Regions from separate parts of the Homo sapiens genome. Here region 1 is linked to region 2. The links are chromatin contacts, found by Hi-C or POLR2A ChIA-PET in ENCODE. All regions are on one chromosome and are shown on one strand. The core of a region is the stretch at or near the end of the contact, and the rest is flanking DNA. Distances in the headings are between cores, read along the strand shown. Region 1 overlaps ST3GAL2 (ST3 beta-galactoside alpha-2,3-sialyltransferase 2). Region 2 holds the start of DDX19A-DT (DDX19A divergent transcript).

Region 1 (3,727 bases), core at 240-2,739, 33 kb before region 2:
CGTCTGCTGTGCCCCGCCAATCACGAGACTGGGGGACCGGCCGGGCCTGGCACCAATCTGCGCTGCGGTCGGGCGGAGCTTCTGTTTCTCCCAGCCAATCATGTGACTCAAGGAAAACTTCCGGCGCTGTGTCCAGTCTCCTCCAATCAATGGCCTTCGGGGGCGGGCCAGCGGCCGCTCAATCCCCACTCCCTCATGCTTTGGGTTAGGGTTTTCTTTCACGCTTTCTGAGGAGGAGAGCATGGCGCGGGCCTCGGCGAAGCACTTCCGTCAGCCTCGGGCGGAGGATCGTCTTAGTAGCTGGCCAGACCTGGAGGAGAGCGGGCGGTCTTTGCGGGCCTCAGGAGATAGGTGGCCGCCCGGCCCCTTTCCCCGCCTGCCCGGATAGGTGCGTGCAGACCCACCAAAGAAAAGCGGTCGCTGCGGGACCCCCAGTCCCACCTCGGCCGCGCTGTGGGATGGCTGCGCCCCCAGGGCTTCCTGCGTCTCCAGGAAGCCGGGAGTGGCGCCCTCTGCGGGGTGGGGTGCTCCCGGGCCGAACTCCGGACAGGTGGAGGGGACAGGGCAGAGCTCGAGGAAGCCCTGTCCCCTTCAGTGCAAGGTGCTGTCACTCACGTGTGCCCTCGACCCTCCCGTTCACCCGCAGCCTTCTCAGCGCCTCTCCCTGGGCCGGAGGCCTCCTCACCAGCCTACCTGTTGCTCTGGAAAAAAATCCCGTCCCCCGACTCCGTCCCTACCCCCAGTCTTCGGCCGGCTCTGGCCCCTGGGGAGGGGGCTGCACGGCGGAAGGAGGCTGGCTATGGGCCCGGCTGCCCGCTGCATGTACCTCCTCCTCCACCCATCGCCTCTTGCCTGGGGGTAACTTTGCCTGGGGCTCATTCTTTGGTTAAGCTGAAGCTGCCGTGGGTGGCCAAACCGCAGATTCTTTGCAAATTCTGAGCTGGCAGAGCTCGCAGCCGGGAGCCGGCCGGGGAAGAGGAGACTTGCGCGCCGCAAGCCGCCTGCCTCCACCCTGCTCTCCATCTCCCGCTCTAGAAGGGCTGGGAAGCTCGCGGCCGGGGTTCCACCTGGAAGCTGCTTGCATGGCTGAACCCAGCTTAGGTCCCTGACGGGGCTGCTGGTGGAATTCTCCCCCTTCGAAGCTGGGGAGGTTTAGGAGGGGGAAGGCTTCTGTGAAGCTCTCAAACCACTAATAGAGCCCCCTCCCCAACAGTGACGGCGCAGATGCTCCCCCTTTTCTTAGTTGACACCACCAGGCAGCTTCCTGGCCGTTGGTAGGTTCCTGCAGCTGGCTGAGGGAACAGGGACCGGCAGGGGACTTTGTTAGGGGAGGGTTGGGATGGGCAGTGGGCCCCTGAAAGTTAATATATTGGAACCTAGCTCGAGTGTCGTTCTTTCCAATTCCGAAAGTAGAAAGAGTAAAAATAGGGGTGATTGGGGTGGGGTTAGTAGAATGCCTCTCTCAGGGCGCTCCCCCCTCCCCCACCGTTTTAGAGAGCTAGGCCTCAGCCAGTCTTGCCACTCCCATCTCAGTGCTTCCTGAAGAGGCTGTTTTGAGTGTTGATGAAAAGCAATGCAATTATGCCAAACAGTATTGAGCAGAATAATTTATTTCTTTTTTTTCTTTTGCTTTAAATCATGAATCCCGCCAGGTACGGTGGCTCACACCTGTCATCCCAGCACTTTGGGAGGCCAAGGCGGGCGGATTACTTAATACTTAAGGTCAGGAGTTCGAGACCAGCCTGGCCAATATGGTGAAACCTCGTCTCTACCAAAAAAAAAAAAAAATACAAAAATTAGCCAGGCGCAGTGGTGCGCACCTGTAATCCCAGCTACTTGGAAGGCTGAGGCAGGAGAATCCCTTGAACCGAGGAGGCGAAGGTTGCAGTGAGCCGAGATTGTGCCACTGCACTCCAGCCTGGGCGACAGAGCAAGACCCTGTCTCAAAAAAATTAAATCATGAATCCCCATCCTGGAAGAGGTAGGTCCCAGCATCCAGCCAGATTTTCTGCAATAGTAATTTAAACACACTTTTTTATTTCCTTCCCTTTCTGAATTAAAAGGAACAAAAAACTGTCTAGTCCTTCATTGTTCTGAAATGGGCATGATGGAAGAAGGCGGGTCTGGTAGGATAGCTGTGACTGATAATGGCTGAGAACGTTGGGGGATATGGGAGGGGCGAGATGACTCCCAGATACCCTCCCCCACCTATACAGGAGGCACCTCATTCCTGGACTCTGCGCTCCAAGACACTGAAATCTGAGCGGGTACAAGCATTTTGGTTAAAAATCAGCTCGTTGTCGCCTCTTGAGTTTCCTCCAGGAGAGGAGTTCATTGGAGAGGATTCCTGGTAGCAGCTCCTCGCAGTGGCTGTCCTGTAACCACTTTGGCCTCTGTCAACATGATGTCTCCAGGTATCCATCAGGCTCCGATACATTTGGGTGGCCACAGGCTGGGCTGTCCCCACCTCTCAGGGAAGTGCATCTAAGTCAGGTTTTCCCCTCTGGCACAGCCCTGCCTCCACAGCCCAATTTCCACCATGCCACAGGCAACCCGCATTTTTATTTATTTAATTTATTTATTTATTGAGACAGAGTCTTGTTCTGTTACCCAGGCTGGAGTGCAATGGCCCGATGTCGGCTCATCCCAACCTCCACCTCCTGGGTTCAAGCGATTCTTCTGCCTCAGGAGAGTAGGGAGTAGCTGGGATTACAGGCATGCACCACCACTCCCGGATAATTTTATATTTTTAGTAGAGACGGGTTTTCTCCATGTTGGTCAGGCTAGTCTTGAACTCCAGACCTCAGGTGATCTGCCCGCCTCGGCCTCCCAAAGTGCTGGGATTACAGGCGTGAGCCAGTGTGCCTGGCCGATTTTTTTTTTTTGAGACTGATTCTCACTCTCGCCCAGGCTGGAGTGCAGTGGTGGGATCTCGGCTCATTGCAAGCTCCGCCTCCCGGGTTCACGCCATTCTCCTGCCTCAGTCTCCCGAGTAGCTGAGACTACAGGTGACCGCCACGATGCCCGGCAGTTTTTTTGTATTTTTAGTAGAGACGGGGTTTCACTGTTAGCCAGGATGGTCTCCATCTCCTGACCTCGTGATCTCCCCGCCTCAGCCTCCCAAAGTGCTGGGATTACAGGCGTGAGCCACCGCGCCTGGCTTTTTTTTTTTTTTTTTTTTGAGATGGAGTCTTGCTCTGTCACCCAGGCTGGAGTGCAGTGGCGCGATCTTGGCTCACTGCAACCTCCGCCTCCCAAGTTCACCCACCTCAACCTCCCGAGTAGCTGGAATTACAGGGGTGTGCCACCACACCCAGCTAATTTTTGTATTTTTAGTAGAGACGGGGTTTCACCATGTTGGCCAGGCTGGTCTCGAACTCCTGACCACAGGTCATCCACCCCCTTTGGCCTCCCAATGTTTGACCACACCCAGCCCATAATAGATTTTTAAAACTCCTATAAATATCATTCTACTTCCCTTTATTGCTAAAATGGGAGCTTTTTCATCCAGTTTTTTGGGTGTGTTCCAAATATTTTGTTAAATTTCCCGTCTATTGCTGTTATTGTTTCCATTTATTTGCCCATGTGAGTTGATACCTTTTTCATTCCTTTCCCATAGCTTTAGTGACGTTGTGGGAAGGGAAGTTAGGTAAGTGATGTTTCATCTTGTACTTACTAGACACCTTTTTCTTCCTTGATTTCCTGAGTTCCCTGCCTCCACAGGTGT
Region 2 (3,357 bases), core at 713-3,212:
CTCAGTTTCCCAAAGTGCTAGGATTACAGGTGTGAGCCACTGTGCCCAGCCTTCACCTCTTTTTTTTTTTTTTTTTTTTTTTGAGACAGAGTCTCACTCAGTAGCCCAGGCTGGAGTGCAGTGGCGTAATTTTGGCTCACTGCAACCTCCACCTCCCAGGTTCAAGCAATTCTCATGCCTCAGCCTCCTGAGTAGCTGGTATTAACAGGGGACGACTACCACGCCTGGCTAACTTTTGTATTTTTAGTAGAGACAGGGTTTCACTATGTTGGCCAGGCTGGTATCAAACTCTTGACCTCGAGTGATCTGCCCGCCTCGGCCTCCCAAAGTGCTGGGATCACAGGTGGGTGCCATCATGCCCGGCTGCCTTCACCATTCTATCAAATCTGCCCTTCCTCCCACTTTCCTATTCCTGTTATTGGGACGTTAGTAGTACCAATAGGATCCAGGTTGAAAACAGAAACCTTTGGCTTTATCTCCCTTCTCTCCTTTATTATGTTAGCAAGTCCTACCCATTCTACCTTCATATCTTATACCCATCCCTTAATTTTCACTTCCACTGCCCAACATAGGCCCTCTATCTCGGGGCTATCAGAATAACTTCTACACTGATATTTCTATTAGCCATCACTTCTAACATATTCTGTTCTCTGTAGTTCAATAAATCCTTGCCAGCCTTGTCTAATTCTGTCAATAGCCCTCTCAAAAATCCCCATACCGGCTGGGCGCGGTGACTCACGGCTGTAATCCCAGCACTTTGGGAGGCCGAGGTGGGCGGATCACTTGAGGTCGGGAGTTCGAGACCAGCCTGACCAACATGGAGAAACCCCGTCTCTACAAAAAATACAAAATTAGCCGGGCGTGGTGGCGCATGCCTGTAATCCCAGCTACTCGGGAGACTGAGGCAGGAGAATCGCTTGAACCCGGGAGGCGGAGGTTGCGGTGAGCCGAGATGGCGCCATTGCACTCCAGCCTGGGCAACAAGAGCAAAACTCTGCCTCAAAAGAGAAACAACTACAACAAAAAAAAAGACAGTCCATTATCACTAAACAAACCTAAAGTTTAGGTCTTAGATATAAGAACAGAAAGCCACAGTGTATGCTGTAATTACATTCCAGTTGAATGAATATTCATTACTGAAAGAACAAGTACATGAAACCGTTACTTTACACATCAATGAAACAATTTGTAGTGCCTCCTTCCAACATCTGCAGTAGATTGAGGTATTAAATCCAAAAGTCAATCTGTTATTCTGCAAAGAGCTACAAACTACCAACCACGTTAAGCATGGATCTAAGAAATGTTAAATACAGAGTAGTACAGAAACATGCGAAGAACAGTCGCGTAATGAAAAAGAGAATCAGAATCTAAACTTGGCTTTCCTTATAATCGTCACCGAGGAGGTCAATAGAGGAATGACAGCATGCATAGTGGGGCGGATTTACCAAAGGATGAAGTCCTTAACCAGCCCAGATGGAGATAAAAAGCTCGACATTGGTCTCTTTAGCTCTAAGAGCAAATCAAGGGCAAGTGACTGCCCTAGCAAACTGCAGGAGCGCGTTGCCCAGGGGCCTCCCCAACCCGGGGAGCTCCCTGTGCTTTTGGGAGGTTTCGCTTGGGCCCCTGCTACGTCCTCCTCGCCAGGAGCTGAGCTACTGACCGACTTGACAGCCGCTTCCTGCTCGTCCACCGCCAGGGCCCACGAGTCGGTGGCCATAGTCCCGGACAAGGGAGACCCACTTGTGAAAATATGCGCTGCACCACGTCGCAACGCGGGCCCTAACCTCGCCACCGGCGCGAGAATGCACCTCACGCGGACCGGAAGCGGCGGTGAGCACAGGTGACGTCAGTTCCCACCCAGCGTGCGACATCATCATTCTGCGCGGCGCCAGGTCTCTCCTCGGGCCTCGCCTTTCCCTTCGTGCGCAAACCTCGCGCTTTTTGCTCACCCTTCCAGGACGCGGCCTCCTCGCTTCTTAAAATGTCTGAGCTCTACGAAGTGGAACTGTTAGCCCTCCGTTTATTGCCTTACTTCACACTGAAATAAGCCAACGTTTATTTTATTTTATTTATTTTATTATTTATTTTATTATTTTTTTTCGAGACGGAGTCTCGCTCTGTCCCAGGCTGGAGTGCCGTGGCGGGATCTCGACTCACTGCAACCTCCGCCTCCGTGTTCAAGCTATTCTACCTCAGCCTCCCGAGTAGCTGGGATTACAGGTGCCCGCCACCACGCCCGGCTAATTTTTGTATTTTTAGTAGAGATGGGGTTTCACCATGTTGGCCAGGCTGATCTCGAACTGCTGACCTTGTGATCCTCCCGCCTCAGCCTCCCAAAGTGTTGGGATTACAGGCGTGAGCCACCGCGCCCGGCCCCCAACGTTTCTTTTTAAGCCTGTCATATCTCACATTAAATGTGTAAGTCTCTGAACTGTAGGGCTTTGAACAAAGGAAAGTTCCATGAGAATACTATATGATGCCAATTTCTACTGTTAGGAACGCGATAACAGGTAAGAAAACAAAAACCAAAACGCAACAGAAGACCCGTAAACCCCATAATTCCACCATCCAATAAACACAACACACAATGCGTTTTTTCGTTTCTTTTTTGAGTCAGGGTCTCATTGTGTCGCCCAGGCTGGAATGCAGTGGTGTGATCTCGGCTCACTGCACCCTTGACCTCCCACCTCAGCCTCCCAGGTAGCTGGGCCCACAGGCCCGCACCACCACTCCTGGCTAGTTTTTAAACTTTTTGCAGAGACGGAAGTCTTCATTATATTGCTCAGGCTGCTTTTGATCTCCTGCTAACTCCAGAGATCCTCCTGCCTTGGCCTCTCAAAGTGTTGGGATTACAGGCATGAGCCACCACACCTGGCCATTATGTTGAAGGACCACCAAATACATAATGTATAATCTATTTATATGAGATTCAAGAATAGGACAAATAAAATCTATGCTGATAAAAACTAACAGAGCTTACCTGTGGAGAAGGATGTTTGGTCCAGACACAAGAGAACTTCCTGGGTGATAGAATTATTCTGTATCTTGATTGGGACCTGGTTACATAGATGTGTAAATTTGTTAAGTCATGCTACTTTGTATTTCTAAACTCATGGAACCATTATTTACAGATATCACCCAGGCTGGAGTGCAGTGGCCGGGTCTTGGCTCACTGCAACCTCTGCTTCCTGGATTCAAGCGGTTCTCCTGCCTCAGCCTCCCAAGTAGCTGGGATTACAGGCACACGCCACCACGCCCAGATAATGTTTGTATTTTTAGTAGAGATGGAGTTTCACCACGTTGGCTAGGCTGGCCTTGAACTCCTGAGCTCAAGGATCTGCCTGCCTGGGCCGCCCA

What was found. Hi-C counts contacts between places; a loop is a spot of excess contacts on that map. ChIA-PET counts read pairs that join two places held with the same protein, here RNA polymerase II (POLR2A). Pooled maps may share reads with other maps.
Region 1: a loop to region 2 is called in a map of CD8-positive, alpha-beta T cell, with 18 times the contacts of the local background. The contact joins the enhancer-like site here to the promoter of DDX19A-DT in region 2. A Hi-C loop is called at or near these places in 13 of 168 maps with a recorded cell type or tissue (B cell, CD14-positive monocyte, CD4-positive, alpha-beta T cell and 7 more), 16 of 37 single-sample maps with no recorded cell type and 26 of 50 pooled maps. POLR2A ChIA-PET finds 5 or more read pairs at or near these places in 37 of 52 experiments (A549, AG04449, B cell and 27 more).

Annotation. Positions count from the first base shown.
Region 1 is chr16:70,377,858-70,381,584 of GRCh38, reverse strand. ST3GAL2 (ST3 beta-galactoside alpha-2,3-sialyltransferase 2) reads left to right here. Exons shown (of 7, transcript NM_006927.4): 7 at 1-3,727. Among named protein-coding and RNA genes, the nearest start is that of DDX19A, 33 kb to the right of the region's middle. RefSeq lists enhancers at 64-123, 154-323. Within about 2 kb of position 1,489, at least 39 of the 41 ENCODE cell types and tissues checked have a DNase peak (open chromatin) inside an H3K27ac peak, as active enhancers do; they include B cell, CD14-positive monocyte, CD4-positive, alpha-beta T cell and 7 more, where a contact is called at or near this core.
Region 2 is chr16:70,345,352-70,348,708 of GRCh38, reverse strand. DDX19A-DT (DDX19A divergent transcript) reads left to right here and starts at 1,962. Exons shown (of 5, transcript NR_039997.1): 1 at 1,962-2,510. DDX19A (DEAD-box helicase 19A) reads right to left here and starts at 1,806. Exons shown (of 12, transcript NM_018332.5): 1 at 1,661-1,806. The coding sequence starts at 1,717. RefSeq lists enhancers at 1,562-2,051, 1,570-2,187, 2,188-2,806.